Regions from separate parts of the Homo sapiens genome. Here region 2 is linked to region 1. Evidence: read pairs that join two places in POLR2A ChIA-PET (ENCODE). Cell type or tissue: Caco-2. All regions are shown on one strand. Region 1 overlaps MMP24-AS1-EDEM2 (MMP24-AS1-EDEM2 readthrough). Region 2 overlaps MMP24-AS1-EDEM2 (MMP24-AS1-EDEM2 readthrough).

Region 1 (2,500 bases):
TCATTTTATAAAAAAAGGTCAAGAAACAGGATTTTGTCACTCCTCTTCTTTTTATTACAGCCTGACTTTTTCTGAAATATTGCTTAGAGCCCTTCCTGGTTGTGACTTGCTCTCCCGCTGGTGCCTGCCAGATTGCAAGTTTCTTGTCTGTGGCAGACACAGTTGCTAGACCCTGTGGTTCTTGGAAGTGTCGACACCTTTGTTCACAGTTTGGTGACGCATAGGCTGCTCTGGAGTTGTTTGACCTTTAGGCCCAGAGAGGAAATCTCTGCCTCTGGCTGGTTGTCCAGTTCTCGTCTTGAACCAGAAGGCACTTGGGTGCCACTTGGGTGGGGCGGGCAGAGAACTGGACTGGGGCTGGGGTGGGCACAGGGGAGGCGTTCCCATCCCAGCTCTGTTTGACTCTCTCTGTGTGACCTGTGGCTGAATTACTTCTTTACAGGCATGGTTTTCCCTACCTATAAATCGAGGGTCATACTATATCCGTGGTTTAGTGGTTTATATCCTATTTTGCTTCCCTTTAAAAATAATTTAGCCCCTATACTCTTTATTTAAAGCAGAGATCTTTATTTAAAGTCTATGAATGGCTTTGTTTATTATTATTATTATTTTGAGACAGGGTCTCGCTCTGTCACCCAGGCTGGAGTGCAGTGGTGCAATCTCAGCTCACTGCAGCCCACGCCTCTTGGGTTCAAACGATTCTCGTGCCTCAGTCTCCCAGATAGCCAGAATTACAGGCGTGCACCACCACGCTTGCCTAATTTTTGTATTTTTAGTAGAAATAGGGTTTCACCATGTTGGCCAGGCTGGTCTCGAACTCCTGGCCTCAAGTGATCTGCCTGCCTTGGCCACCCAGAGTGCTGGGATTATAGGCGTGAGCCAAAAGTCTATGAATGGCTTTGAACGGGGCTTACTCTTGTCATTGTGCCACAAGCCCCACCACTTTCTGTGGCTTAAACCCTGCCTGCATCACAATAAGTTACCTGCCTGGGCTTTGAAGGCGTAGTGTAAAATAAATAAAAATAGGTAAAGCTCTCTAGCTAAAGCGAGTGTGTGTGGAGCACAGCCTGCTCCCTGCCCCCTCATGATGAGCAGGAACCCAAGGTTATGCAGAGCAGTGTTTGACAGCATCTGGGCTGGGTGGCTGCTCAGGGCCCTCCAGTTATGACATTTATCTTTCTCTGGCTCAGACTCTAGCAGGATACCCAGGAGAAAGAGGGAAGTGCTGGCTAAGGTCCCAGGCTTTGGGCGTGTATCAGAACTATCCCTATCCCCCTGCTCCTGTCCGGGATCATAATTTGTCGATTGTTCAGCCTTTCAGACCCCCACTGGCATGCCATATGGAACAGTGAACTTACTTCATGGCGTGAACCCAGGAGAGACCCCTGTCACCTGTACGGCAGGGATTGGGACCTTCATTGTTGAATTTGCCACCCTGAGCAGCCTCACTGGTGACCCGGTGTTCGAAGATGTGGCCAGAGTGGCTTTGATGCGCCTCTGGGAGAGCCGGTCAGATATCGGGCTGGTAGGTTCGCTGCTGCCCTTCCTGTTTGAGTCCCTGCTTACGAGGCCCAGGGCTCTGAGCAATAAGTTGCAGTCAAGCCAAGGAAAACTTAGGGTGACCTTGGGAGTGGTCCAGGATTTGGGCTCAGGACACCAAAAATAGACCAAGCCTCCAATTCAAGTTTGGCTTGGAGTGGGGAGGAGAGTGGGAAAGCACGTTTCTGGCAGGCAGCAGGGGCTGCATTCAGCTTTGACCAGTTGAGATTCTCTGATTTCTAGGAAGAGGGTCGTATGTTTCATGCCCCTGACTCACTTGACGGCTTCAGATCATCAGCTCGTCCGGCCTTCATTTTTAGCGTCTATCTGTATTTGCTGTGTTTCTTAGGACACCGGTTCTGAGAGATACTGAGTGGCAGTTGCATGAAAAAATGAGTCTTGGCCAATTAAGTTAGGGGAATATTAGATATAATATCCCCCCCTTTTTTGGAGAGTCAGAATGCACATGAGCAGAATAAAAATCCTCTAGTAAAGAAATCTATTCAACTTTGTTTAATTTAACATTTCCCAAACTTATTTAACACCAGAGCTTCCCTTTATCTTCCAGTACTATTAACCCATGGAAATTGAACACACTTTGGACCAGATGATCTCTAAGGTCAGTTTCAGCTTCTAAATGGGATAATCAATAAGATTAACAGTAATTGAGCCAAAGCCATCCAGGACATAACACTGGATTTAGTCAGAACTGGATTCAAGCCCTGGCCTTGCTACATCGAAACTGTGTGACCCTGAGCAAGTCACTCAACCTCTCTGGTCCTCAGTTACTTCAGCAGTAACGTTAATATATTAATACCAACTTTGCTGAGTCACTCTGACTTAGGAAGACTGCATTTAGGTCTAGGCACATTTTATGCAGTCTGGTGCTAATCCAGCTTGAAAAGTAAAGCTTGTGTGAGGACTCCCCGAAAATCCCTTAAGAAGGTGCCCCCCTAAGGCT
Region 2 (2,500 bases), 120 kb before region 1:
TTGAACCCTAGAATTCTGCTTAGCTGCCTCAGGGATTGAAGAAGAGGCTGAGTAACAGAGCTCTGGATCCCCACCCTGCCTCAGTCAGATGGCTTTGCTTTACTCAGTGTTTTCCATTTGATCTCCAGCAAAGCTGTGTCGAATAAAGGATTCCACTCTAGTTTGTTGAGAAAAGTAAATTGGGGCTGGGCGCAGCGGTTCACGCCTGTAATCCCAGCACTTTGGGAGGCCGAGGCTGGCGGACCACATGAGGTCAGGAGTTCGAGACCAGCCTGACCAACATGGTGAAACCCTGTCTCTACTAAAAGTACAAAAATTAGCCAGGCGTGGTGGTGTGAGTCTGTAATCCCAGCTACTCGGGAGGCTGAAGCAGGATAATTGCTTGAACCCGGAGGCAGAGGTTGCAGTGAGCCAAGATTGCACCACTGCACTCCAGCCTGGGTAACAAGAGTGAGACTCTGTCTCAAAAAAAAAAAAAAAAAACCCAAAGGAAATTGGTAGATAGCATTTTCTGAATTTTAAGTTTTTTTCCCTAATACGAAATATGTTCATTTATAAAAGTTATAAAAATATTCAAATAATAGAGAGGAGTTTAAGTGAAAAGTCTCTTTAAAAAATCTTTGGTACCAATCTTTGGCTTGTCTGCCTAGAAGCTGGCCGGTATCTGATTTAATCCATTATAGGTTTAGCTGTTTAGCGTCGCTGTGTTCATATTGCATTGGTTCTTCACAAAACAACGTTACTACCTGTGGGTTCCCTGCCCTGTGACCCTCTGGGGCATGGATTATTCTACCTACTCCACACGTAAGGAAACTGAAGCCCAGAGAAGTCTAGTGATAGAAGTTACTCAGAGTTGGGTTAGAACCCAGTGCTTCTTTCTCTTGATCCACTCTACCCCTTCAAGAGACCCAAGAGTCTATTCAGTTTCTAACCTAGATTCTTAAGTTTCCTTCTCTTGTCAGATTTCTGGAAAAAAAAAATCCCGTTCTGAAGGGACAGCTTATCAGCAGAAGAGCCCTTAGTTCAACCCTAACTTTCCTTCTCTTGTCAGATTTCTGAAAAAAAAAAAAAAAAAAAAAAAGTCCCGTTCTGTAGGGAGTGCTTGTCAGCAGGGGAGCCCTTAGTTCAACTCTTGAGGATCTCTGTCTTAGATCTTGCCTCTGCACCAAAGGGATCCACCTGAGATGACAGCAGAGCCTTGAGAAGTGCCAGCCAGCACCCACCCGAGCCTGCCCATGCCTGGCCCTTGCCCCAGCCCCACCTGAGCCTGCCCATGCCTGGCCCTTGCCCCAGCCCCACCTGAGCCTGCCCATGCCTGGCCCTTGCCCCAGCCCCACCTGAGCCTGCCCATGCCTGGCCCTTGCCCCAGCCCCACCTGAGCCTGCCCATGCCTGGCCCTTGCCCCAGCCCCACCTGAGCCTGCCCATGCCGGGCCCTTGCCCCAGCCCCACCTGAGCCTGCCCATGCCTGGCCCTTGCCCCAGCCCCACCTGAGCCTGCCCATGCCTGGCCCTTGCCCCAGCCCCACCTGAGCCTGTCCAGTGCCTGCCCCTTGCCCCACCCCCACCTGAGCCTGCTCAATGCCTGGCCCTTGCCCCAGCCTCACTCCGGTGCTTCAGTCTGCTGTGATGGGCTCCATCATCTAGTTCTTGGGCCACTGATCTGACTTGGAGATGGATCCTGCTCTGCCCTTGGTTCCTCCAGACAGTCAAAGATGACACTATTATGATTCAGGTCCCAGTTCTTTATACTCCTTAAGAAACAACTGGAACTCTGCGTTGGGAATCTCAGGTGAAGTCCATCAGGTGGATTTTGGGGTGGGAGGATCCAGATCAGAGGGAATGGGGTTTGGCAGGCAGTGATAAGGAGACTGAATTAAGCCATGGTTTTGTTTGTTTTGTTTTGTGGTTTTTGTTTCATTTGTTTTGTTTTGGAGACAGAGTCTCACTCTGTCACGCAGGCTGGAGTGCAGTGGCATGATATAGCTCACTGCAAGCCACGATTCTTTTTCACAGCTGAAAGTTACCAAACCATTCATACCCCACTTCCTGTAACCTAAAAACTATAGGCATCTAAACAGAAGACAACTAAGAGCCCCCAGAGGACCAAATAAACCTGAGGTTGGAGTCACAGCATCCTGTGGAAGCCACAAGGAGGACAAGGTTATGGGCTCTCAGCACCTAGTGCCAATGCCCACATGCCTGGCTCTTGGCCTATGTTGTAAGCCTGATCCCCAGGCCCCCCTACATTGTGAGCCTTTGAAACTCAGGCCAGGAAAAACAGAGTGAGGGTGGAGCCAAAGGCAGGGAGGAAGAGGGAGAGTCGAAGCACCTGTAGGTGATGTGTTTTTGCCTCCACTTCTGTCCAGTCAGGGCATAGCGCTTGTTTCTCCGCCTACGGCTTAAGTGGGGGTGATCAGGGACACCACATCGGGGTTTCTTCATCCACCTGGGCAGAGAGAGGACACACACACACGCATATGCACTGTGGTCACTGAACAC

The links. Peaks named below come from ENCODE experiments on the same cell type or tissue, not always from the same donor. Only the 100,000 strongest peaks of a DNase experiment are listed, where the experiment ranks them.
Region 2: POLR2A ChIA-PET joins it to region 1 with 7 read pairs; 15 of 35 experiments call an interaction of 5 or more read pairs at or near these places.

The regions. Positions count from the first base shown.
Region 1 is chr20:35,133,763-35,136,262 of GRCh38, reverse strand. MMP24-AS1-EDEM2 (MMP24-AS1-EDEM2 readthrough) reads left to right here. Exons shown (of 15, transcript NM_001355008.2): 10 at 1,314-1,525. It overlaps EDEM2 (ER degradation enhancing alpha-mannosidase like protein 2), which reads left to right. Exons shown (of 11, transcript NM_018217.3): 6 at 1,314-1,525. Among named protein-coding and RNA genes, the nearest start is that of EDEM2, 12 kb to the left of the region's middle. RefSeq lists an enhancer at 1,692-2,500. In Caco-2, no CTCF peak of the experiment used is centred here; DNase peaks (open chromatin) are centred at 242 and 1,532.
Region 2 is chr20:35,251,852-35,254,351 of GRCh38, reverse strand. The region is part of intron 2 of MMP24-AS1-EDEM2 (MMP24-AS1-EDEM2 readthrough); the gene reads left to right. It overlaps MMP24 (matrix metallopeptidase 24), which reads right to left. Exons shown (of 9, transcript NM_006690.4): 3 at 2,331-2,447. Among named protein-coding and RNA genes, the nearest start is that of MMP24-AS1-EDEM2, 25 kb to the left of the region's middle. In Caco-2, no CTCF peak of the experiment used is centred here; no DNase peak of the experiment used is centred here.